Linked DNA regions of Homo sapiens: region 1 is linked to region 2. Evidence: read pairs that join two places in POLR2A ChIA-PET (ENCODE). Cell type or tissue: PC-9. All regions are shown on one strand. Links, peaks and the distances in the headings refer to the core of each region. The heading gives the core; the rest is flanking DNA.

Region 1 (12,153 bases), core at 4,249-9,248, 290 kb after region 2:
GTGAGGTGATGTGTGGTGAACAGGGAGGGAGCGCCTGGACCAGGTGGGGCTGGGGAGGCGGGGGCCTCCAGCACGAAATTAGAGGGGTCACCAAAACCCCGGTTATTAGGATGCATGATTTTCTATGCAATATTAAAAATATCAGATGTTATGCAAAAATCCCAAGATAAGCAAAATGTTGCCCATTTAAATACAAACAGATCAGGAGCAATGAGGTTTTATTTTGCCCCAGCTCCACTATACACAGGACAGCACTCTCCTGCCAGGCTTTATTAAAATCTTTGCTTTTATTCATCATGATCTATTTGTATTAAATTTGCGTTTTAAAATATTGCATTAATTATTAAATTAAAATGTGTTTTCTCTAATTACTGAGCATTTGGAGCCCCCATCAATTTTGTACCCAAGGTCAGAGCCTTCAGGACCCTCACCCCAGACCCAGCCCTGCAGGGAGGGGCTACAGAGATGGGGGCAGGGAGGAGGGGCCGGCGGAGCCCCGAGGTCATTGGCCTGATGGCCCTGAGTGAGTGTGCTTCCTTCAAGGGGAGATTGACCTGCTCTACTCATCAACTCCCCTACTCCCATCCCATCTGTGGCCCATAATTCTAGAAGCTTCTATTCTGTGCCACAACCTGTGCTGAGCCCAAATGTGATATAGACTTAGGCCAAAATGAATTCCACCAAAAGTAGTGGGGAAGAGAAGACCAGCAGGACTCACTCCAACGTGGGAAGGTCCCTGTGACATGGTATAATTGTCATTATTTTGACTTATAGAAATATGGTATTTACTCCAAACTCCAGAGAAAAGGATTTTCCACTAAGACTAGGAATCGGTCAAGTTGGGGACAGCAGGGCAGCAAGGACTGTGATTGTGATGGGGACAAAGACAGGGAGGGACTCCATCAGCAGTGATGCAGGGTGGAGTGGATGACATGGTTTGTGCTGAGAAGGGGCTGTGGGTCGTTCCTGGGGGAGTCCCACTGCTTAGGCGGTGATGGAGACTGGCACCCTTGAAAGGATGTTCCAAGCAGTGTGTGTGGATCCAGCGAGGCCCACATTGAGCTCATAGAGCCCAGAGAAGGTCCCAGTTTCCAGCACCGGAGCCAAGCATTACCTGGTCTCTCCAGACAGAGGCTGTGCTGGGTAGGGGCCAGGGAAGAAAGTCCCCCGGGCTCAGGGCCCCTCAGCCTGGCCTGGCCCAGCTCCTCCCCAAATGCTGGACATCCCTGCATCCTGACATGGGACCTGTTCTGGCCTTGCTGTGGGCTCCACCCTGGGCAGGACAGGATCCCTGGTCAGCCTCTCCTGCCTCAGTCTCTCTCCGTGCAGGATGAAGCCCAGGAGAGGGCACTGGGGCATCCTGGCCTTGTGAGGTCAGGTAGGCCCTGAGTCCTCAGATCCCACATTGCTGAATTGTTCCTGGTGAGAGCTGTGTCTGTGAGGGGATCCTGGGAGGGTCCTCAGGAAGCACTTTGCCATTGGGCAGACTCAACCCCACCTGGGCATGGATAGTCACTGAAGCCGAAGTCTCCCCCCAACCCCAGGGCCAAGCAGCAGCAGCTGCAGGAAGCACAAGTGACAAACACTGCAGGAAACCACAAGTACAATCCGGAACCTTCTACCTATGAATGTCCCTGGATTGGAAGGGCCCTGCCCGGATTCGGATGGCTGGGTCGGTCACCTGGTTGTGTAGAAAGCCCCTGTGCTGGTCCATCTTGACCGAGGTGCCATTGTCCAGGCGCTCCACTTCGTAGCACAGGTAGGTCTTATGCCTTCCAATGCCATTGTTAAAGTTGGAAGTGAATATGTGTGGATCCATCAAGTGTCTGTGGACAGCCAGGGAAAAGACCAGAGGAGGAAGAGCCCTCCTGGACTGCCCTGCCTCCTCCTCCCTCCCCACACTTCCTCCCTTGCACCCCACCCTCCTTCCCCCTGCTCCGCACATCCCTTAGCACACTTCCAAACCTCCCCCTCTGACCCCTTCTATGGCTCACTGGGAGATCACTGCAGCCCTGGGGCCTGTCTAAGCCTTGTCAGGGTCTCCCCAGGGTCAGCTCAGTGTGCTCAGGCCCTCCGAGGAGGACCCTGCTCCTCTCCCTGGGGTAGAGCTGGGTCTTATTCTGTGGCCTCACCATGCACCCCTGTCCTGGCTCTGCTCACCCACAGCCCCTGCTGGAGATGGACCCTCTGGGGCTTCCTCCTGCCTGCAGGGTTAACTCCTACCACACCGAGCATCGGGACAGGGACACTCCTGAGGGGGATGACTGGGGAGAGGAACCTGCCAGGGACTTCTTTTCGGGTAATTCATAGGATTTTCCACATCCCTTAGGGTGCCCTGAGGTCTCCCAAATGTGCTTCTCAGGCAATTGAGATGGGGCAGCTCAGGACTCCTGGGCTGGAAACACCAGCCCCACCTTGAAGACCTCTCCCAGCCCCTCTCTATGCATCCTGACATAATCAGAATTAGAAAAATCTCTGTTGGGAGGCAGCACAAAAGAAAGAAAGAAAGAAGGAAAGAGAAAGAAGGAAGGAAAGAAAGAAAGAAAGAAGGAAAGAGAAAGAAGGAAGGAAAGAAAGAAAGAAAGAAAGAAAGAAAGAGAAAGAGAGATGGAGGAAGGAAGGAAGGGAGGGAGGGAGGAAGGAAGGAAAAGAAAAAGAAGGAAAGAAAGAAAGAAAAAAGAAAGGAAGGAAAAGAAAGAAAGAAGGAAAGAAGAAAGAAAGAAAAGAAAGAAAAAAGAAAGGAAGGGAGGGAGAAAGGGAGAAAGAGAGGAAGGAAGGAAGAAAGGAAGGAAAGGAAAGAAGAAAGAGAGGAAGGAAGGAGGGAGGAAGGAAGTAAAAGAAAGAAAGAAGGAAAGAATGAAAGAAAAAGAAAGAAAGAAGGAAAGAAAGAAAGAGAAAGGAAGGAAGGGAGGAAGAGAGAAAGGGAAATATTGGAAGAAAGGAAGGAAGCACAGAAGGGAAGGAAGGAGGGAGGGAAGAGAGAGAAAGAAGAAAAAGAAATAAAGAAGGAAAGAGAGAGAGAGAAAGAAAGAAGAAAGAAAGAGAGAGAGAATTGAAGGAAGGAAGGAAGGAAGGAGGAAGGAAGGAAGGAAAGAAGGAAGGAAGGTTCAAAATGTTCCCCACCATTTCGAGTAGACCTGGGCATGAATCTGGGCTCTACCACTCACTTGCTCTGTGTTCTCAAAAAAAGGAAACAAGGCTTCCTCATAGCCAAGCAGTCCTACAAGCAACCCCCTTTTCTTAATATTAGGGAGAACGAGATGACACTGAACATAAAAAGGGCTTAGGCCAAGTCCAGATACATGGAACATTTGCAAGAAATAGTAGATGCTCATTTAAAGACAAGTGAGGAGAATCCCCTCTCTGACCGTCTTCACTGGCTGGGGCACAGCACCATTATCTATTGGGATTTTCAGGCTCCCTGTGCACCTGCCCCGGGAGGTGGAAGGAGACCTGGAATTGGTACCATCGGAGGAGAGACCAGCGCTGGGACCAAAACTGGGAACCTAGAGCAAGAGGCCAGGTCCAGAGAGAGGGTCAGGAGGAAAAGAGAGGCCCCAGGGGTTTGAGGGTGAGAGGTGAGTGCTCATCAGAAAAGCTCAAAGAGGAGGCTGAGGCGCAGAGGTGCTCGGAGGGGCTTCCCATACCTGGGCCCGGATGCTGGGCTGGCTTCCATGTGCTTGTCCCTTCTCGGTTCCTGGTCTGTGTCCTCCCGCTCTTGCGACTTGCTCAAGGCGTGGTGTTAAGATCTTCACCAACATTCTCTTAGGATTCAGGAGCCTTAATATATCATCAGAGCAACCTGGAAGCTGCTGAGTCAGCGATACCCTGCCCCACCCCTTCTCCAGCTCAGGCCGAGTGTGCCACCCTCATTAGCGTCAGAACAAGGAAGTTCTCTGCCATGCCTCTGGGCAAGCTTTGGTTTTGATGTGCCCACTCTGACCACTGAACCACCAGACACTGTGGAGTGACAATGGGGATGTAGAGCTGGCCACACTTTGCTCCCTGTGGGCCACAGGAATCTGGAAGGCAGGAGACCAGGGGGCAGGTGAGAAGACAGGTGTCCACACCCTGGAGAAAGACCCTGAATAACACTCAGCGGTCCAGAGAGCAGGCTCCAGGACAGCCACCCCTGTGTCCTCCCCTGTGGCCAGTGCAGGATGTGCCTGGTCCAGGCTCCCTGGCACCTGCTGCATCCTGTGCTCTCTGTTAGGGTCCTGCATCTTCTTCCCTGGCTGTGAAGATGGGAGACCAGCAGGTCCTGCATCCTCCTATGCATCAGTGTATCTAATAATTGTAAACTAGAGGGAGGAGTGTTTTCATCCCCATTACCCAGAGGAGATGCTAAAGGCTCTGAAAGGTACCTAGAGATCCAGGCCCTCCCAGGAAACAGAGTCCCCAGCAGGGACACACCCCCACCCCCCTGTCAGAAGGGCCACCCTGTGCCCTTTCTCCCACCTCTGGGCCCTGCAGAAATGTGAGGGACACTGTGCTCCTGCCCCAAGTGAGCCCCTGAGTCCTGGCGGCAGGTCTGGCGCCGTCCTTTCCCAGGTCCACCTGCTACACCCAGCACAGCTGCCCCTGGAAGGTGCTGGCCCTGTGGGCCCAGGGGCTGTCCCCTGTCCTGCCTGCTCCCCTGTTCTGGCTCTTACTAGACCCCCCTGTCTTTGGCCAGCAATCCTCCCACCTCAGCACAGTGTCCCTGCCATTTTGGTGGGCGCCACAGACTAGAAGAGGCCCTGTTCTCTGCCGTGAGGACCCCTCCCATTCTGTCTCCAGATGTTGGACTCTTCTAGTCAAGAAGATGTCCCCTGGGGGCAGTCAACTGCCATTTGAGTCTCAGGTGGTTCTGGTGTGAGCTCATCTTGGTGTGTTGTGTGAGTCTGACCAGAGGCCACCCTTCCCAGTTCACACCAGAGGCATGCACAGCTGGACGCCCCGCAGTACCCACAGCCCACCTGGGCCAGAGACCACACTTGTACCAACTTTGGGAGGATCCAACCCTTCCCCAACCCTTCCCGGTGGCTCCTGCTGCCCAGAGTGTGATGGCCTTTCCCCTGGCTCAATAATGCATCAAATGCCCCTGGAGCAAATACACCCCTGGACCCATGGTCAGGACAGCCCCCACATGAGCTTTCTATGGGGAGACCCAGGAGAGCTGCAACAGGGGACAGCGCTTTGTTCAGCATCCCTGGGGCGTCTCCTGCATCTCCTGGCTCTGGGTCCTCAGCCTTGGGTTCCAGGGTCTCCCCAGCTCACCCACCCTGGGCACGTCCTCCTCCCTGCTGCCCCAGCTGGCCCAAGCCCCACTGGATTCATGACTGGCCCATGCCTGCCTCCCCTCTCTGATCCAGACAGGTCCAGATCTTCCAGAATGTCTCCAAATCTGTAAGATCCACTTTATGGCCCATCACAGAAACAGGCACATTGTCTGTTTCTCTTTCTAGTTTTACAAACCAGTCAGGTTAGACTATCAGCACATCTGCACATCTGTGAACCTTCTCATCTGATGACAAAGAAGGCCTCAGACTAAAATGTTTAAAGCAAAGTGGGGCCCAGCTACTGTCCAGAGTTCAATTCTCAGTAACTCACTGTACAAGCCATGCACCCAGGCAGAGCTCCAGAGAGGAGAGAAGACAGGGTGTTGGGGGGTCCCCACTAGCAGAGAGGGAGGCCAGGACCCTCCCTTGCCAAGGGTGGACAGGGGGAGCCACTGGTTGGGCGTCTGCAGCCCAGACATGAGCGGGGAACAGTCTCACTCTAGCCCCTGGACCCAGGAACTTCCATAAGGGCCACAACCTGGAACCTCTGAGTGAGCTCCCCAGGGACTTATGTGCCCTACCCCCTGCCAGTGCCCCCACCGACCACACCCACATCCTTCTGTGCACTAGGGCCTGACTCTCTCCCGGCAGGAATGTCCCAGACACAACTGGCCCCTTCCTGGTCCCCCTGCAGCCAGGGCAAGGCAGGGTCTTCAAGGCATCAGGGGAACCCAGGGGTGGTTAAGAGTGTGCACCTTCCCTAGGCCAACTGTAAGGAAGACGGAAGGAGATTCCACCCTTTCCTGGGGAAGGACAGCCCCTCCCCCATTTCTGTCCCTGGAATGTTGGCTGAACAATCAATGCGATAACTGTGAAAATGTGATAAAATACCAGGTCTTGCTGGAGTTTCCATAGGATCCTGGGGAAGGTCCAAGGCGAGAGAAAGAAACTGGATCCCCAAGGGGGAGGCAGGAGAATGGCCTCCTTAACAGGTGCAAGCTTCCCTGGGCTTTGCCCAGGTCCCCTGTAAGGAAAACTGGGGACAGGGCAAGTGCCCCACAGGGGTCCAGACTGGGTGAGAGGGACAGACCAGTGCAGAGGGACCCTGAAGTGGTCCCTGATTGCTGGGCCACTCAGCCCAGGTCACCCTGGGACCAGAACGGAGGTCCCGCTCGGGTCTGGAGTCCATGCTGCTGTGTATGAGGTCCTGGCTCTGCCATCACTGTGGGGCCCCAACCCCTACAGCCCAGAGGAACCACAGGCTTCCAGTTCCTAGCCCAGGTCTGAGCATTGTCATGGGGCTGCGTCCAGTCCCCTCCCCTGGACCCACAGGGCTCCCAGGTCATAGGCAAAGCTCTGAGATGAGACCCAGGGAAGCTGGGAGTCTGAGGAGCTCGGGAGAGAAAGGGCTCCCTGCTCCTGTGCCCCGCCCCCAACAGAGTGACATGACGAAAAGGACCCTTCCTTGGGATACCCCAGACACACCCAGATGCCCACTTCAACATTGCCCGTGGAGCAGGGTGAGGGGACAGTCTCAGCGTCCACCTGCTCCTCTGGCTTTGATTCTGGGCTCTGACAACAGCCCCGCCCTCCTCAGCCTAGAAGCAAGTGATCGAAAAAACCAAAGGATCTCTCCAAGCAAAGGGGCCAAGCTCGGGGGGGCGGGGGGGACAAAGGGTGGGGGGAATAGGGAGGTGGAGGAGGTGGCTGCACCTGCCCTTGGACAGGGGACAGTGCTGTCCTCCCAGGGTGGGGCCCTCTGTCCCCCATACCCCCACTGGGGTGGCCTCTTTGCCCAGAGTGACTACATGTTGTCCATTTTTCGGTCACTTGTTTCAAGGGGTGGAGCTGGGGCTGTTGTCAGAACCCAGAAATGAAAACGAGAGGATCGGGGTTGATGACGTGGTTTCCCCAGCACTCTTCACGGTAAGAATTGCTGCAATCCTCTGACTTGGGGCAGAGCTGAGGTAGACATCTGGGTGTGTCTGGGAAACCCCGGGGAAGGTTCCTTTCTGTCCTGTCACTGTCTGTGTGTGCTTATGTGTCTGTGTGTGTCTGTGTCTTTGCCACCAGAAGGAGTTGGGCCTGTTTGCTCATGAGCAGCTGTCGAGGAGGCCCACTGTGTACCACATATGCGGCTCCTGAGGTCCTGAGGTGGAAGGTCCCTACTGCATCCACCACCCCGCGGGGCAGAGAAGGAGCCCAGAGAAGGAGGGGCGTCCCACCTCGTGGAAGGCCAGGAATCAGGAAGACCAGTGTCCCTTGTGCTAGGGCAGCACAGTGGGGTCCCTCTCTCTTTCTCCCTCACCCCCATGCTCCTGGTCAACCTCCTCCCACTCCAGCCCTGGCTGCCAGGGCCAGCCCCCCACCTTCTCTATGGGGTGGGACGCTGGTGAGCCACGTATTCACGGGAGGACCCTCAGCACAGAATGAGCCCTGGACAGTCCATGCATGTGACTGACATTGCTCACTTCACCAGCCCATCTGCTCCCTCCCTTCCTGATGCAGGCAGCAGGAGAGGGGCAGAGACACAGACATCCCAGGAGGGAAAACCTTCTGGAAGAGCCTACTTGACATGCCTGGTATCCTTGGCTCCCAGACAAGTCTGGACCACCGATCCCACATGGTAAAAAGGACCCTTCCACAAGATACTCCCAGACACAGCCAGATGCCCCATAGAGAAGGTGGTGGGCAGGTCCTGGTGGTCCCGGCCCCACCCAGTCCTCCGAGGGAAGCATCCACAGCTGTTTCTGCTCCTTGGCCTCCGACACCCCAGTGCCATCCCCGGAGGGCCTGGGCTGCCCCTGCACGGTGAGCTCCGGGCCAGTGACAGCCGGGGGCCCTGCTCTCGGCACCACCCTCTTCCAGGGGTGGAGACCCAGGCCTTGGGTCTGTGAGCTCCTAGGTCTGTTTCTGGATGCAGCTCAGCTCCCTCTGCTATGCACAGAGTAAGTGCCCAGCATGTGTGCCATGGCTCAAGTTTGGGATGTAGGAGTCTGGGCTGGGAGGAAGGGCCTGGCTTCCGCCTCTGGCTTGGGATGGAGAGGGCACCAAGCTCATGGTGTCACTCGTGTCACTTGGCCGTTCACTGGTGCTCGGCAGAGGTTCTCTCGCAGGCTCCTGTGTTTACTGTATGGTGTCTTCCGCTGTGCAGAAATTTCAAATATGGCCCAGTAAAATATATCAGGCTGTCTTCCCTTGGGCTCACATCTAAGACCATGGCTGCTCCACCCTTCCTATGTGTAGAAATTCTTACCTGTCTCTCCACGGTATGTCGCTTGTCCAGGGAAGATTCCATGCCTGCCTCGTGGAAACACCCGGAGCAGAAAAGGCAGCATCCCCGTGGCAGGGAGGCCTGAAGGCCATAGTGTCTGGCATTGTGTGCCTTGTTTATGCCAGCTTTCTCAACCACAAGATTACAAAAGTGTTTTCCTGTATTTCTTCCTATCCTCTTGCATATGTAGATAAATACGCATGTGTGAGACACACATGCACACACACACACACATGCACATACCACCACACATTTGTTGAGCCAAGTGGGTGATGCTCCGTCGAGTGCACCAAGCTGGCTTCTTCCTCGGGGCTTTTGTGCCTGTGCATGGGTCCCTTTTCATGGGCTGTTTGAGCCCAGCTTCTCCCATGACAGCCCCTGTGTCTGCCTCCCACCCGGGCACAGAGCAGGAACAGCAGCCCTGCTCTCTTCACTAGGCAAGCGTGCTGTGCACAGGTAGGTGTTCAATATTGGATGAATAATTCATACTAACAAACCCTGTTCAACCCACCAAGTGTAAACTGCTGAGGTCTCCCAATATTCCTGGGGACACACTTTAGAATTCACAGTTCACCCAGGGCGGGTGAAAGCTTGCTTTTCTTTTTCCTCTTCAGCCACGGAACTTGCCGATGCCCACTTTTCCAATGCCAGCGTGAAAGCCCCAGTGAGTGCCCTAGAGGGGCAGGACACCAGCTGAAGCTCTTTTTGTAAAGTCTGTGCAAACTGCAGCAATCCACAACCATGAGCTTCACCTAATTCTCCTCCTTACTAATGAGGAAGTACACGGGTGGCCCAGAAATAAAGAATTTACACAGGCACTCTCTAATGAGATTTTATAAATTGCTACTCTTAGGCAATGTGACCTAGTGGGCAATAATGTCAGCACCTTGCATTGTGCAATTTGCCAGAGCCCAGCCCATGTCCAGTCCAAAGGGGGTGAAATTTCTCCTTGTGGCTTTAGAGCTTCCTTCTGAGCACCCGTCCACCCTCCTACACACACCCTTCTGAATGTTATAGCTTTATAACTGTATTGAGACTTTGTACAGCTCACTCTTCCAATTGTTATAGCTTTAAAATAGTATGGACTTTTCTTTTCTTTTTTTGAGACAAGAGTCTTGTTCTGTCACCCAGGCTGGAGTACAGTCATGTGATCTCAGCTCACTGCAACCTCTGCCTCTCGGGTTCAAACGATTCTCCTGCCTCAGCCTCCTGAGTAGCTGGGAACTACAGGCGTGCACCACCACACCCAGCTAATTTTTGTATTTTTAGTAGAGACAGGGTTTCACCATGTTGACCAGGCTGGTCTTGAACTCCTGACCTCAGGTGATCTGCCTGCCTCAGCCTCCCAAAGTGCTGGGATTACAGGCATGAGCCACCATGCCCAGCCATGTATTGACATTTTCTACCTTAACTCTCTTTATCTCTCGTAGTTTTCAAAATCAAATGAGTGGATCCAAGTCCTCTGAATGCAATGACCAGCTTGTCAGGTTCCAGTAAAGCCCTATCAACATTTTAAATGTGATTGCACTCGTTTATAGATTAGTTGGGTAGATGATTGATACTGGCAACCTCAAGCCTGCATTTATAATTAAATTGAGACTTCCATCAAGGGCTGGGCACACTGTGGGAGCTTAAGGAAGGACAGTGTGCTTCCTGCCCTGGCACCTCATGGCAGCCAGGCTTGAAGGGTCCCCAGAGAAGCCTTCACCACCCCCACGTGACGCCCTGCCCTTTGCTTGTGTCTCTGGGTTTGATAACAGCCCTGACTCCACTCATTGGAAGTAAGTGATAAAAATTGTGCAGTCATTCTGGGCAAAGGGGCCAGTGTAAGGGAGGCAAGAGGGGCTCACCCTGGTGAAAGAACCCCACAGTTAGTCATGTCACAGGGCGGGTCTCAGGGAGACCGGACCACCGTCCCCCAGAACCCCACCTTCCAAGGGCCCAGGCCCCCTGTCCCCTGGGGCTCACTCACAGCTTAGCCACGACCTCTTTCTTCCTCCCTGGGATGAGGCCCAGTGCCTGGAGATGGCCAGCCATCCCTCTGGGGGCCACCAGGTGACCAGCAGGAGAGCTGCGTCTGCAGGAGCAGATGTGGGGGCAGAGCCTGGATCCTGAGCGTGGTCGCAGGCCTGGATCTTGTTGTATGTAATGACCGAACCCTACTCAGCCCCTCAGGCAGCTCTGCTGGTCCCCACAGCCACAGACCTCCCTCCAGCTCCCTCTGTTCCCACGCCCCTGTCCTCCTGGCTCCTTCGTGTCCACTGCCTCCTGTCCTCCCGCAGTTGCCTGCAGCCCTGCCCTGCCCCTCTCCTCCCTCCTCTCTTCTCCTTTCCTTCCATCTCTCCATGGATCTGAGTCTACTAGCTCTTCCCTTCGGGCCTAAACGGCTGCCAGACTTCTTCCTGCCCTCCTGCGCCATCCCCTCTCACTGCTGCTTCTAATCCCCTCCACTAAATAATTATTTTCCCCCAGGCCCATATAGTCACTGTCAACGTTGTGGCACAGTTTGGCCCCAGATATGTGAGCAGAAGTTTGCCAAGGGGAGACCTGGGGAAGGCTGCCCTTTCTGGACAATCCTGTCGTCCAGGGTGACCAGGGCCGGGAGGCTGGACCCAGGGGCTTCAGGCTCTGCAGATGGAAAGGCAAGAGAGCACCAGTGCCCACCATGGCTGAGGTTGGGAAGTGGGGGCTGCTGTCCAGGGGCAGAGTCCATCCTCCATGTGGAACCCTTCCCACCTGGGCTCCCTCTCTAGTGGGTGGAATCCGGAAGGGGTGGGAACAGGGCTGCTCCCAAGGCCCCCTGACTACACGTGTGGCTCCTTTCCAACAGGGAGACTCCCCGCTGGCTCTCCTCTTATTGCCTGGCCTGTCCGTTCCGGCCAGGGCTGGCCAGCAGTGGGGAGCTCTGTGAGTGAGGTCAGAGTTTGAATTCAGGTGCTTGTCCCGGAAGGGTTAGCTGTGTTTTCTCATCCCAGAAGGAGTTAGTGTGACTTTTGCCCCACATGAAGGTCCACTCCAAAAGGAATGACATTTATTCATTTCCTAGTGTTTATTTACACACTTGCAATTCATGGTACAATTACCTAACAAATTATGGAAGATTCTTAACATTTTATTTTAGAAGTGTAGCTTCAAAGCCAATTAAAACAATCATTTCATTAATAAATCGAAAGCTATTCCCAGAGTATTAACCATAATCATACAATTTAATTCTTGAAACTTAATTTTTTTTTTTTGAGACAGAGTCCCTCTCTGTCGCCGAGGCTGGATCTCAGCTCACTGCAACCTCCATCTCACGGGTTCAAGTGATTCTCCTGCCTAAGCCTCCTGAGTAGCTGGGATTACAGGCACACACCACCACACCTGGCTAATTTTTGTATTTTTAGTAGAGACAGGGTTTCACCATGTTGATCAGGCTGGTCTTGAACTTCTGACCTCAGGTGATCCACCTGCCTTGGCCTCCCAAAGTGTTGTGATTACAGGCGTGAGCCACCACGCCCGGCCAAAACATAAGATAAATTTTTAATTAAAATTAATTCACTCTGATTTTTTAAAAAATCTACTTGTCAGGAGTGCATTGCTTTGCTGGTGTCTGTGAACACCTGGAGATGGTGATGA
Region 2 (10,957 bases), core at 57-5,056:
AACAGCGGTGGCTTTCTTTCCAACCGGCGGGCGAATCTGGCTCCCTAAGCCGTTCCGTGTCGGGGGAGGGTGTGTGTGGCCCTGTCCCCCACCCTTTGGGAACCCGAGAACAAGCCCCTTCCCGGCCGGGGGAGAGGGGGTGGGGTGGTGCCCAGGGTGCAGAAGGCAGCGCGTCCTCCCGAGCCCACTTCGGCGCCAGCCTCGGCTTAGGCTCTGTCCTGCCATCGGCTTGCCCAGGAGGTGCAAGCTTGCGCACCGGTGCCATCCACGCCGACCTTTGACGGGGCTCGGGTCCCACCCTGGCTCCCGGTCGGGGTCCGGGTGGACGCCCTCCGGCACGCGCAGGGCATGCCCGGCCCCAGAGCACGGTCTGGAAGCAGCTTGTGTCTCGGGCGCGGGGTTTGGGGTGGGAGTAACAGGGAGAGAGAGAGAGAGAGAGAGAAAGAGAGAGAGAGAGAGAGAGACGGAGAGAGAGACGGAGAGAGAGAGGGAGAGAAAGATAGAGACGCAGGTAGGTTTCGGGCACTCGGGTAGGGGGAGGACTAGGGGCTCTGAAGGAATCCAGCCCCCGGGGCGCTGTGTGCCTGAGGCCTTGCCGTACCTGTGCCCGCGCCCTGCAGGAGGAAGCACCTCTCTCCCCCGCATGCAGGGTGCGGAGCGCGCCGCCTGCAAAAGCCTAGCTGCACGGGAGATGGGGTATAAAAACATCTGAGGGAGCGCTGGGGTCGGAGCCGTCCCCACCCCTCCCAGCCTCACGTAGCCGTGAGTTGGCAAGTCTACCCGGAATCCAGGTGGGAAAGGGGGCGGGGCAGGACGACGCGCGCGGTGGAGGGGAGGAGAGGGCAGCCGGGAGCGCGGCGTGACTGGGTACCGTCCCACCTCCGCCCGGCTGCGGCCGGGAGTCCGCACCTCGCCCGCACCTCGCCGGCTCCCGGGGAGGGTCGGCCCCTGCGGCCTCCAGCCAGGCGCAGGAAGGAGGCAGCGGCGGCGAAGGGGTTAAGGCGGAGGGCTCGGAGGCCGCGGCCCGGCCTTGGGCTGCCGCCAGCGCAGGTTGTTTTGACCACGGAGGAGCCGTCGCCGTCTCCTTTTGTTCTCGGGGCTCCTCGAGGGCCGCAGGCCGCCCGCCCGGGGGCCCCGCCCTTCCGCGGCCGCCCCCCGCGGCCCGCACCCGGGAGGGAGGACGCGGGGCTCGGCCGGGCCGCCTTCAGGCCCCTCCCGACGCCCCCTCTCCGCCTCTCCCGCAGCCCCCCGGGCCGCGGCCAGCTGTTGGGGAGGGGGTGGCCGGCCGGCCCCAGCTGCCGCCTCGCCTCGCCGTGGGACCTGGGGGCTGGGCCCGGTGCCAGGGCGTCCTGGGAACGGCGGCGCCCCGTGGCTGCTCTCCGCAGCCCACCCCGCCCGGGCCCCCGACTCGCTCACTCACCCCACGCATGCACACTCCTGGCCGGAGGCGATGCTGCGCTCCGGCGGGCGGGCGCGCAGAGCGACGGGCACGCACTACCGCGGCCAGGTCGCGCGCCCGCCTCTGCCACGCCCGTGCACACGCGGGACACACGCGCGCGCACCGCACACAAACGCACGCACGGCCCCTGCACGCGCGGCCTGAGCACACGTGCGCGCACACCCACGCACGTACACAGGCACGCACGGGCCCCCGTGCACCCAGCGCCTGGTGCTCGCCCCCGCGCAACAGGTGGGCCCTCCGTGGGCCCTGGCACCTCACCACCTCTGTAGCGGCCCCATTTCCTTCCTGGCGTCCTGTGAGGGAGGGAGAACCTCCCATCAGCACCACAGCACCTACTTTTTTTTTTGCCTCGTCAGCCCGACGCCCCTCAAACCTTACCCATCTGTGACTCCTTTTTTTCAACCACCTCCGCGTGGTGGAAAATGGTGGTGATGTGACTCTGAGGGGCACTGAGCTGTCCAGAGCGATTCCCCCTTCACATAAGCCTTCATTTGAACCTGCAAGACTGGAGGGACCTGGCGTGTGCAACCGCGGAGGGGGCTCCCACCCCTGGCTGTTGCATTCTCTTGGCTGATCCCAGCGTGCCCCGGGGAGGCCGCTGACAGCTGGATGTTTCCCCAGCCTCCCCTTACCATTTCCAGCTTCGTCCAGCACCTCCTCCTTCTTTCCCACAGCTCCACGGGCTCGTGTATCTGGGGTGGAGGCTGTGGCACAGAAACTGCCTTTCTCCTCACTTTAGTCACAGCATTCTTGAACACATGGCCACAGGCGCGATGTATGTGGCACTTTGCAGTTTATGAAGCACTTTGCTGCTAAGCCTGAGTGAGCCTCAGGCTGGCCCTGGGGGAGGGGACCTGCATGGGGATGGAACCACGCAGGGGTCAGTCCAGGAAGGAGCTGTAATGGCCAGTGCTGGGAGAGTCAGGGCAGGCCTGCTGGTGGAGGTGGCCTTGGAGCTGTCCACGTCCTGGTCGTGCTCGGACTAATCTTTCAGCAGACGGCAGGCAGCCGTGAGGCAGGGCTGGGTGGAGGGCCTGCCGAGGCCTCTGAGGTGCCATCTCCACCAGCTGAGCTGGCTTCCAGGAGGGCGAGTCCCACTGTCACGTGACGCGTCTGGCCTCAGCACACTTCTTCCGGGAAAGAGTGAAGGGCCCCACTGCCCTTTGCCATCCAGCTTCCTCTGGCTTTGCTAATGGCCCTAGGGGGCAGGAGACCAACTGCTGGAATCCCAGAGCCCTGGAGGTGTGCAAGGGCAGGTCAAACAGAATTTGGAGGATCTGGTGCAAGAGCCAGGAAGAGAGAGAGAGAGAGAGTGTGTGTGTGTGTGTGTGTGCGCATCTGAGAGAGAGAGAGAGAGAGACTGACTGAGCAGGAATGGTGAGATGTTTATCATGGGCCTCGTAAGTACCTCTCCACGTCTTGTCTTCCCCTCCCCACATTGAGGAGCCTCTTCTGTGACAACTCTTCCTATGTTCTGGTTTATTTCATTGTTTATTACCTGCTTTCTCTACTGGAGTGTCAACCCCATTAGAGAGCTTTCCTCCTGGTCCCCACTTTTAGAACAGTGCCCAGAGCCCTGTGGACAATCAGTAACTATTAGTGCAAAGAACAGTTAGTGCTGGGTTGGTGGGGAGGGCAGGACCTGGCCCCCTGTTGCTCCATGGCCCCACTGAGTCCTCGCTTTGCTCTGCTCCGAGGGCAGCCCCCCTTTTCAGCCCTCTGGTAGGCATCAGTCTTTCAAAGCCCCCCATCTTGAGAGAGAAGCATGTCTGTCTCTCCTCTGTCTTGGGACTTGGGCTACCAGGATTAGACAGGACAGAGGAGAAGAAACAGAAAGAAAATCAGACTGCAAAGGTTCTGTGTATCTTTAGCTGGGGCTAAGTTTCTGCCACCTAAAAAAAAAAAGAGAGAGAGAAGATTGGATTAGTGCAGAGTTCCCAAAGAATGGCAGAATCCCCTGGCCCCGTCCCCTGGCTGGGATGGGGATGGGCAGTGATTGCCGTGGTTGCCAGTATTATAAATGGCTGGACTGGTTCCTCTCTTCCTGCTTTAATTTTCCTCTGCTCCTGCAAGAGGTGGGGAGGCCAGGGTTCTGGGCCCACGTGAAGGAGCAGAGGCTGAGCGGGAGGGTCCCAAGAGCAATAAAGAAGGGGAATGCTAGGTGGGAAACACTGGTTCTAATGGCTTCTGTGGTTTGCCCCGAGAGGGCTTCTTCAAAGGGGTTGGTTGGCTTTGGCATTCGATCTAAATAAGGCCTGCGACTCTCAGGCAGGCAGGCTCTGGGAGGCCTCATCAGCTTCTTCCTCTGCCAGCCACAGACAACGCCCCTGGTTGCTTGGGCCTGTGTGTCCCTTGGTGGGAATGGCAGGCGGGCCGGGGAGTGTGTATCTGTGTGTGTGTGCTGGGCCCAGGAGGAGGGTGGGGTTCAAGCCCCTTTGATCTGCCAGCCTGGTTGGGAGCAGATCACTCACCTGGCCTCACGCTCGCTCGTGCCCTTCCTACCTGCTGCAGCTGGCGCTGGGGGCGGGGTCGGAGGAGGCTGTTTACCTTGGCTCCCACGGCTGGCTTTGCCCCAGCTGCCTCCTCGCCACGCCCTCACTCTGCCAGAAACCCCGGGCCTGAGATCTTGGGACAGCTTCTTCAGGGTGCCAGGCCTCCTTTCCCATCTCTGAAGTGAGCTGTCCACCTGGAGGCCTGCGGAACCTGTGCCCAGGAAAACCAGGCTCCGGGCGGCTCACCTTCCCATACCAAGAAGAGCCTGTGACTCCCAACAGGTGCTCATGCTCGTCATCCCCAGAGCATTGCATCCTGGAGCTGAGCACGTGCTGAGTGTCCCCCCACCCTCACCCACCCCCAGCCCCGGAAGGGCCTTGTAAGCCCACACGGCCCAGGCTCTGCCAGTGTGGAGGTAGGGTACCATTTCCTGTGGCCCAGCACAAGGGATAATGCAAAGTCACGCACTCTTTCATGGGCAGGCAGCTCTCCACCCACTCCTTGTCATCCTCAAAAATGTCCTGTGCTGCTGGCCCTGAGCACGTGTGCCACTCGCTGCTGCCCACAAAGGAGCCATCCGGAAAGAATTAATGATGATGACAGTGACAACTCATTAAGCTCCCATTATCTGCTGGCAGCTCTGCTCTGTGCAATTATGCCTCCCAGTAACCCCGGGCGAGGTATTATTAGCCCCATTTAAAAGATGCAGAAGCCGAGGTTTTAGATTGTGACAAGATTCCAAGAATCCAGGTTGCCCTGGCATCTGGAGCCCTTGCTCTTTCCTCCGCTACAGGGTTTCTCAGCCTCTGCACTCCTGATGTTTGGGAAGGCCGTCCTGTGCCCTGAAGGGTGGTGAGCGGCATCCCCGGCCTCCCCCAACTTAAGATGCAGTGCACACCCCAAGTTGTGGCCACCAGCGATGCCTTCATACATTGCCACTGTCCCCTGGGGGCCCACTGGGCCCTGGTTGAGAGCCTCTGACGTGGGACATGCTGCAGAGTAAAGAGCCAACACGAACCTTGTGTGATGCTGAGGGCCAGTGGCCTTAGAACACAGGAGAGGGAGGCTGAGACGCCCCATGGTGGGCTGGAACAGGTGGGCAGTCTGGAGCCTGGGAACGACCCAGCTCTGCCACTTGCTAATTGTCTGGACCTGTTGCTGCTTGTTTAATTTTTTCTAAGCTTCAGTGTTCTCATCTGGAGGATGGGGATACAAATACTGCCAGCCTCTTAGGATTGGTAGTTTATACGGTGTTTTTCTCAGCGTGTGGCTTGTAGCTGGCATTCATAGATGTTAGTTGTGGTATTATTACCAAATCCGGGGGCTTATGGGTAGTTCTGGGCATCTAGTGGCCACATTACCAAAAGCATCTTCAGGGACGGTCTCCCTGCTCAGATTAAAAGGGACTCTAGTTGCTCATTTGCCTAGGGTTGGGGAAGAATATCCCAGGTGGCCCTCCTGGTGGAGGAGGCAGAAGAATCATACTGGACAGAACCTGGAAAATGGTAGACTCCTTCATGCATTTGACCAGTATTTACCGAGGACCTACTATGTGCCTCTCTCTCCTCCTCAGACCCTATCCTGGGCTCTTTCACACTCAGCCTTGGAGGGGCATCTCCTATGTGTCGTGGGCCTGGATCTGGGGTGTCCACTCGGCCTGTTCAGGGGTCTGCCTCCTCTGCCGTGGCTGGCAGCTGCAGCCGGCTCTCCAGTGGGCAGGGAGATCTTGGCACAAGCACTAAATGCCATTTGCTACTAGGCCTTTGGGCCCCTCCCCTGGGGGGTTAATTGAATCTTTACTCCACAAACGCTTCTTGTTCTCCTTCTGCCAGTGATCCAGGGAGGCCTGGCTAGGCACCCGGCTTTGGCGTTTTCTCTGCCCCTTCTAACGCCTCCTGGCAGAATTAGAATTGAATCGAATGTTCTTCAAGCCCCTCGATTCACAGATGAGAGCCAGGACCATAGGGGCAGTGACCAGCCGAGGTCACACGGCAGTTGGTCCAAAGGCGTGGGATTCAGCTCTCTGGCCTGCCAGTTCTGGGTTTGACAGAACTCTCAGGGGAAGCGGCTTTCGCTGGTGTTCACTGGAGACCAAGCCCTCTGTTCTGTGGGTTGGGTACTTTGTCAACATTTGGAGAGCACCGGAGGCGTGGTCTCTCTTCTGAGGTGGAAAGAATGAACTTGCTTGAGGGCGGGAGGAGGCAGAGCCCGGAGGAGATGGGGCCGAAAGTGAGGGGCAGCGGGGCCCATACCCTCCTCTGTCTTGCACGTGCAGCCCCTGGCTGCCCGGATATTGAAGGAAAGACCCTAGTTCTCAGCCAAGCCCTGCCACCTTTTTTTCCTCAAGTTGCCCAGCAGCCCTTAGACATTGGGCGGAGTTGTAAGCTCCATGTTCAAACAAAGACATGGAGACTCAGGGGTTTCAGGGAATGATGTAGCTTTAAAAGTGGTCACCCCCACCCCCCGCCCTGAGTCTTCTGGCTCCTGGATCGATGTGGGTGGCCAGAGTTGGTCATGGATGAACCCCTGGAGGTGTTGCTAGACCTCATGATAAGCTGGAGGAAACAGAGCTTTCGGGGAGAGCCCCCTGAGGCTGGCCACAGGGCTGAGACGACCTCTTCTCCTCTCCCTCGCTCCCCCTCCGCCGTCAGGCAGCGAGAAAGCAGCATCCCTTTTGTGAAGGTAGCCTGCACCGACCCCCTCTGAGCCCCCCGACCTTCGGCTCCGGGAATGTGGAGCGAACCAAGAAGGGAAGTCCTCCCTTCTTAATCCAGGGAAACTGAGGCAGAAAATAGTTTAACCCAAGGTTCTATAGTAATGTGCCAAGCCTATTGATGCCCTCTCCAGGACTGTCTGTCCAGACCGTGCAGCCCGAGTGCCTGTGCCTGCACGTGTGTGTTTGCACACGTGGAAGTCCGGTTCCAGCCTTTGAACGTGCAGCGACATCTTAGGAATTTTCTTTGCTTCTCAGTGGCTGGTGGTCTGGATTGTGATTCTCAGTCTCCCATCTGCCCTCGCCTCTTTCTTGGGATCTCTGGCATCCGCCCCTTGGGTCTCCTGGGACTGTGGGGGACGTGGCTGTGACCTTCCTACGGGGCTGCTCTTGTGTCATTGTGGGACCTGCGGTTTCCCTGGAGGAAGCCCAGCTCCGAATGAGGCCTGTTGAAGTGTTATCAGGTTTCGAGTATGTTTGGCAACAGGCCAAAGGGGCTCTAAAAATAGGGTTTGGTTGGGCACAGGGCACGGGTAAGCTTTCAGGTTTCCCGGCCGTGTCCGAGGATTCCCTTTTCGCCTCTTTCGAGTGAGAGACTTCATAGATACCGCTAGGACCTGGGGCCTCCTGAGGCCATCGCACTCTGCACGCGTTTATTAAGCACCTCTTGTACCCAGGAGCCTGGGAGTACAGGCTCTGTCATCCCAAAGGCATGGGTTTGAATGCAGCTTTTGCCAATAATTGAGCCTCTCTTTGAACGTTTGTTTTCCCCTCTGTAAAATGGGGGTTAGATTGGCCATGGGAGATGCTGGCTGTCTTCAGCTGTCAGGTGTGTTGTGAGACTCAGGGAGAAATCAGATTTTGGTGCATTCCCAGAACATGTAGTTTGGTGGGGGAGACAGACATAGAGACAAGCAGGTCCAACTCAAAGCAAGCTGGGGTTCCTGTTGGGGGTTGAGGGTGCAGGGACTGAGCTGGGTCTCAGAGGCTTCGGCAGGTCCAGGCCCCGAGGCCTTTGTGCTCCTGATCATCAGGCCTGGATCCTGCCTGTCCGTCTCCCTGTGACCTTGGAGCTTTCCACAGGAGAAAGCGAGAAAGCGTGTGGTGGGGGAGACAGCCATGCTGGAAAGCCCCCACTCCCAGCTCACTCAGCCTTTTGGTGTCTGCCCGGCAGGGGGACCCCATTCCCGAGGAGCTTTATGAGATGCTGAGTGACCACTCGATCCGCTCCTTTGATGATCTCCAACGCCTGCTGCACGGAGACCCCGGAGGTAAATGGAATCCTCGCCCCGCGCTCCGGCCCTCCGAGGAGACTTTAAGAGATCTGGGAGGGGCAGGACAGGAGGCATCCCTCCTTCTTGACGTCTGGAGAACTAGAGGCCCATGGCAGCCCAGAGAGAGCGTGGCCACACCCATCCAGGGCAGGGCCGAGTCAGCAGGCGGGTTGGTACCTGGGACTTGGGGTGTGGCAGGAGAAGCACCCACGTGTGGCTCCGGCTTGGTGCCAAGGGTGGGGTGCCAGGAGGAGGGAGGGCGGGGAGAAGGTGCCCAGGGCATCTGCCGAGTATGTCTCCAGGTGTGGGCCCAGCCAGGGAGGGTGGCACTGGAGGAGTCATCTCCCCGCCCCTCTGGCTAGGGGCCCGGTCTGTGAGGTCCCCTGGGGACACCTGGCCTCGACCAGCAGGCAGCCCTGCCCGTGCCCCAGAGCTCACTCAGCGAATGGGCACGTGCTCGGTGGCACACACGTGGCGGGGCTGGCGGGCTGGATTGACAATGTATTTATAAACGCTGTCTTCAGAGCAAATTCCATTCTATTCTAACCTCTGGCCTGTTCCCTGGAGCCCTGGTCAGCAGCCCCCCTGCACCCCCAGGTCCCCTTCCCTCTGGGGTTCTGTCTCTTTGTCACTTTGTAATCCTTGCCCAGACGCTATCTACGGGGGAACAGCATTTCCTGCCTTTGTTTCCTCTCCCCGTTGGGCCCCTGGCTCCCTCTCAAAAGCATTCCCGGGCCCTTTCAATCCCGCCTGTGCTGGGGGGCGGTGAGGCAGGCAGGAGGGGGCCCCAGCTGGGCCCACCTATTGTTCGCCAGGGCCCCCACCCGATGTCTCCCACAACCCCCACCCTATGCCCGACTGGCCGCCCCTGGCCACACACAATGGGGCAACTTCCAAATTTAGCCTTTCTACCATTTCTTTCCAAGCCTTTACACCCCCACCCTCAGACGGCCCCTCCACACCCCTGGTGGGGGTCGGGATCTTGGAGATGAGGTTTCAATAGCAGGCCTGTTTCAAGGCAACCATGTGGCTATTTTTTCCTAATCAACTTAACCTTTCCACAAAGCGCATCTTTTCCCCATCTCCTCCCCACCAGGGACATTCCAGAGATGGCAGGGAGAAAGGAAAGGAGCCAGAGGGACAGATAGGCTCGTTGACGTAGGGGCTGTCAGGCTGGACGGAAGCGGACTAGTCATCAGACTCCCTGCAGTACCCGGGACGGACAGGCGGCAGGCGCCTTTGTCTTGGATGGGGCCAGTGGGTCGGTGCCAGAACTGGAGCCATGGGGTGCTGTGTGGAGGTGGCAGGAGCGTGTTCCCAATGCCCCTTAGTTTATTTGTGGCTCCTCACCCATGAGAGAGACAGAAGGGTCTGTCCACGCCTTAACATCCAGCTCAGAGGCCTCCCTCAGCCCTCACTTCCCAGCAGCCAACCTCTGGCCATGGGCTCTGGAAAGGACCGATGTCTCCAAGGAGGGCTGATGGGACTGAGATGGTGCCCAGGCTAGAAAAGGGAGCTGTCATTTGTGACCAGAGGAATCAACAGACGGCTGGGGGCAGAGGTGGGGCAACAGTTTAGAGAAGGGGAGGGAGACAGACACAGATACAGATACGGTGTGAGGGCCCCGGAGCTAGAGAGACCAGGCCCTAGAAGGGTGTGTGGCAGGGACTCCCCACCCCCAGCAGGCCCAACTCCCACCCCTCTTCTCCTCTTCTCTGTCTTCAGCTCCCACCCCCATCCCTCTCCCTCCCTCCCTCCCTCCGTGGCTCCCGCCTGCCCAGCGCGGCCATTGTCCGGGGCTCCAGAGGGGCTGTGTTCAGGGCATGCGGTCCCCCTGGGGCTTCTGGGAATTTCTCCATTCAGCACTTCCTATGGGAACGCTGGGTGGAGGGGCACTGGAAACTGGCCTTCAGTGCCCTAGGTCCCGGCCCCGCCCTGGAGGCCGAGGAGGGTTCACTTACAGTAGCAAAGGGGAAGGGTTATTTTTAACTCCACTGACATGGGTTCTGGCCAAAAATGTTGGCTAAAGAGCCAGGGATGCAGTCAGGATCCTGGGCCTGCAGCTGTCCTGGGGGCTGCTTGGAGGGTCCCTGCTCAGGGCCAGGACCCGTGCATTTATGGGGGCTGGAAGGAGGGACTGTTCTCTGGAGTGGGGGAGAGGCAAACCTCCCGCCTGCCCAGACACCCCGGCGGAGGGAGCCCCTGCCCAAGGTGGGGCCGCCTGGTGTCTGACTGTGACTTCTCCTGCAGAGGAAGATGGGGCCGAGTTGGACCTGAACATGACCCGCTCCCACTCTGGAGGCGAGCTGGAGAGCTTGGCTCGTGGAAGAAGGAGCCTGGGTAAGACTGAGACACCCAACAAGGGTCCTTCAAATTAGCATGGGGGCCAGGGAAAGAGAACGGGGGCGGGCAGCCAGTCGGAGGGCCCCGAGGGTCCTCTTACAACTCCCGTTCCCCCCACATTCAGGACTGAGCGAACTGAGAGAGTAAAACCATCCTTAAATGCCTGTGTTCAGTCATCACAGCCCCTCGCCCCCACACTCTCTGGTTTCTAAATATAGTGCTGCAAAGCTCATTCGTTCCTTATTTCAATCCTGGAGGTAGATATTATTAACCCCATTTCACAGAGTTGGAAACTGGGGCCCAGAGAGGGTAAAGAACTAGGCGAGGTCACACTGCTAGGGAGCGGTAGGGCTGAGATCCCAACCTGCTCCCCTCACTTGAACCCAGCGTGGTCCCTGATGGGCTATGGGTATCTCCTGTGGCAAAGGGCCGCGGCCTAGGCTGGTAGACCTCGAGCAAAGCCTGGAACTTCCTCCTGCTCCCTTGCAGAGACCTAAAGGAGACCGTAGATCATTAGGTCCCAGAGAAACCCTCCCAGGTGAGGCAAATGTCCACTCAAACCCCTCCTCCTCTTTGACACCTGGAGTCCCCAAAACACTGCAGTTAGAGGCTGGGGGAACGATGAATAAGAGTCAGGTGGCCTGGGCCGGGCATGGTGGCTCACGCCTGTAA

Evidence for each region. ChIA-PET counts read pairs that join two places held together with the same protein. Peaks named below come from ENCODE experiments on the same cell type or tissue, not always from the same donor. Only the 100,000 strongest peaks of a DNase experiment are listed, where the experiment ranks them.
Region 1: POLR2A ChIA-PET joins it to region 2 with 5 read pairs; 1 of 35 experiments calls an interaction of 5 or more read pairs at or near these places.

Annotation. Positions count from the first base shown.
Region 1 is chr22:38,949,215-38,961,367 of GRCh38, reverse strand. APOBEC3A (apolipoprotein B mRNA editing enzyme catalytic subunit 3A) reads right to left here and starts at 3,759. Exons shown (of 5, transcript NM_145699.4): 1 at 3,648-3,759; 2 at 1,682-1,826. The coding sequence starts at 3,676. RefSeq lists enhancers at 6,167-7,046, 10,913-11,763. In PC-9, for the core only: no CTCF peak of the experiment used is centred there; a DNase peak (open chromatin) is centred at 7,217.
Region 2 is chr22:39,232,760-39,243,716 of GRCh38, reverse strand. PDGFB (platelet derived growth factor subunit B) reads left to right here. Exons shown (of 7, transcript NM_002608.4): 2 at 7,843-7,939; 3 at 10,193-10,282. Among named protein-coding and RNA genes, the nearest start is that of PDGFB, 6.7 kb to the left of the region's middle. RefSeq lists a silencer at 601-680 and enhancers at 2,546-2,805, 5,603-6,497, 6,498-7,392. In PC-9, for the core only: CTCF peaks have their summits at 278, 479 and 2,438; DNase peaks (open chromatin) are centred at 736, 2,646 and 3,986; H3K4me3 peaks cover 4,155 bases; H3K27ac peaks cover 3,774 bases.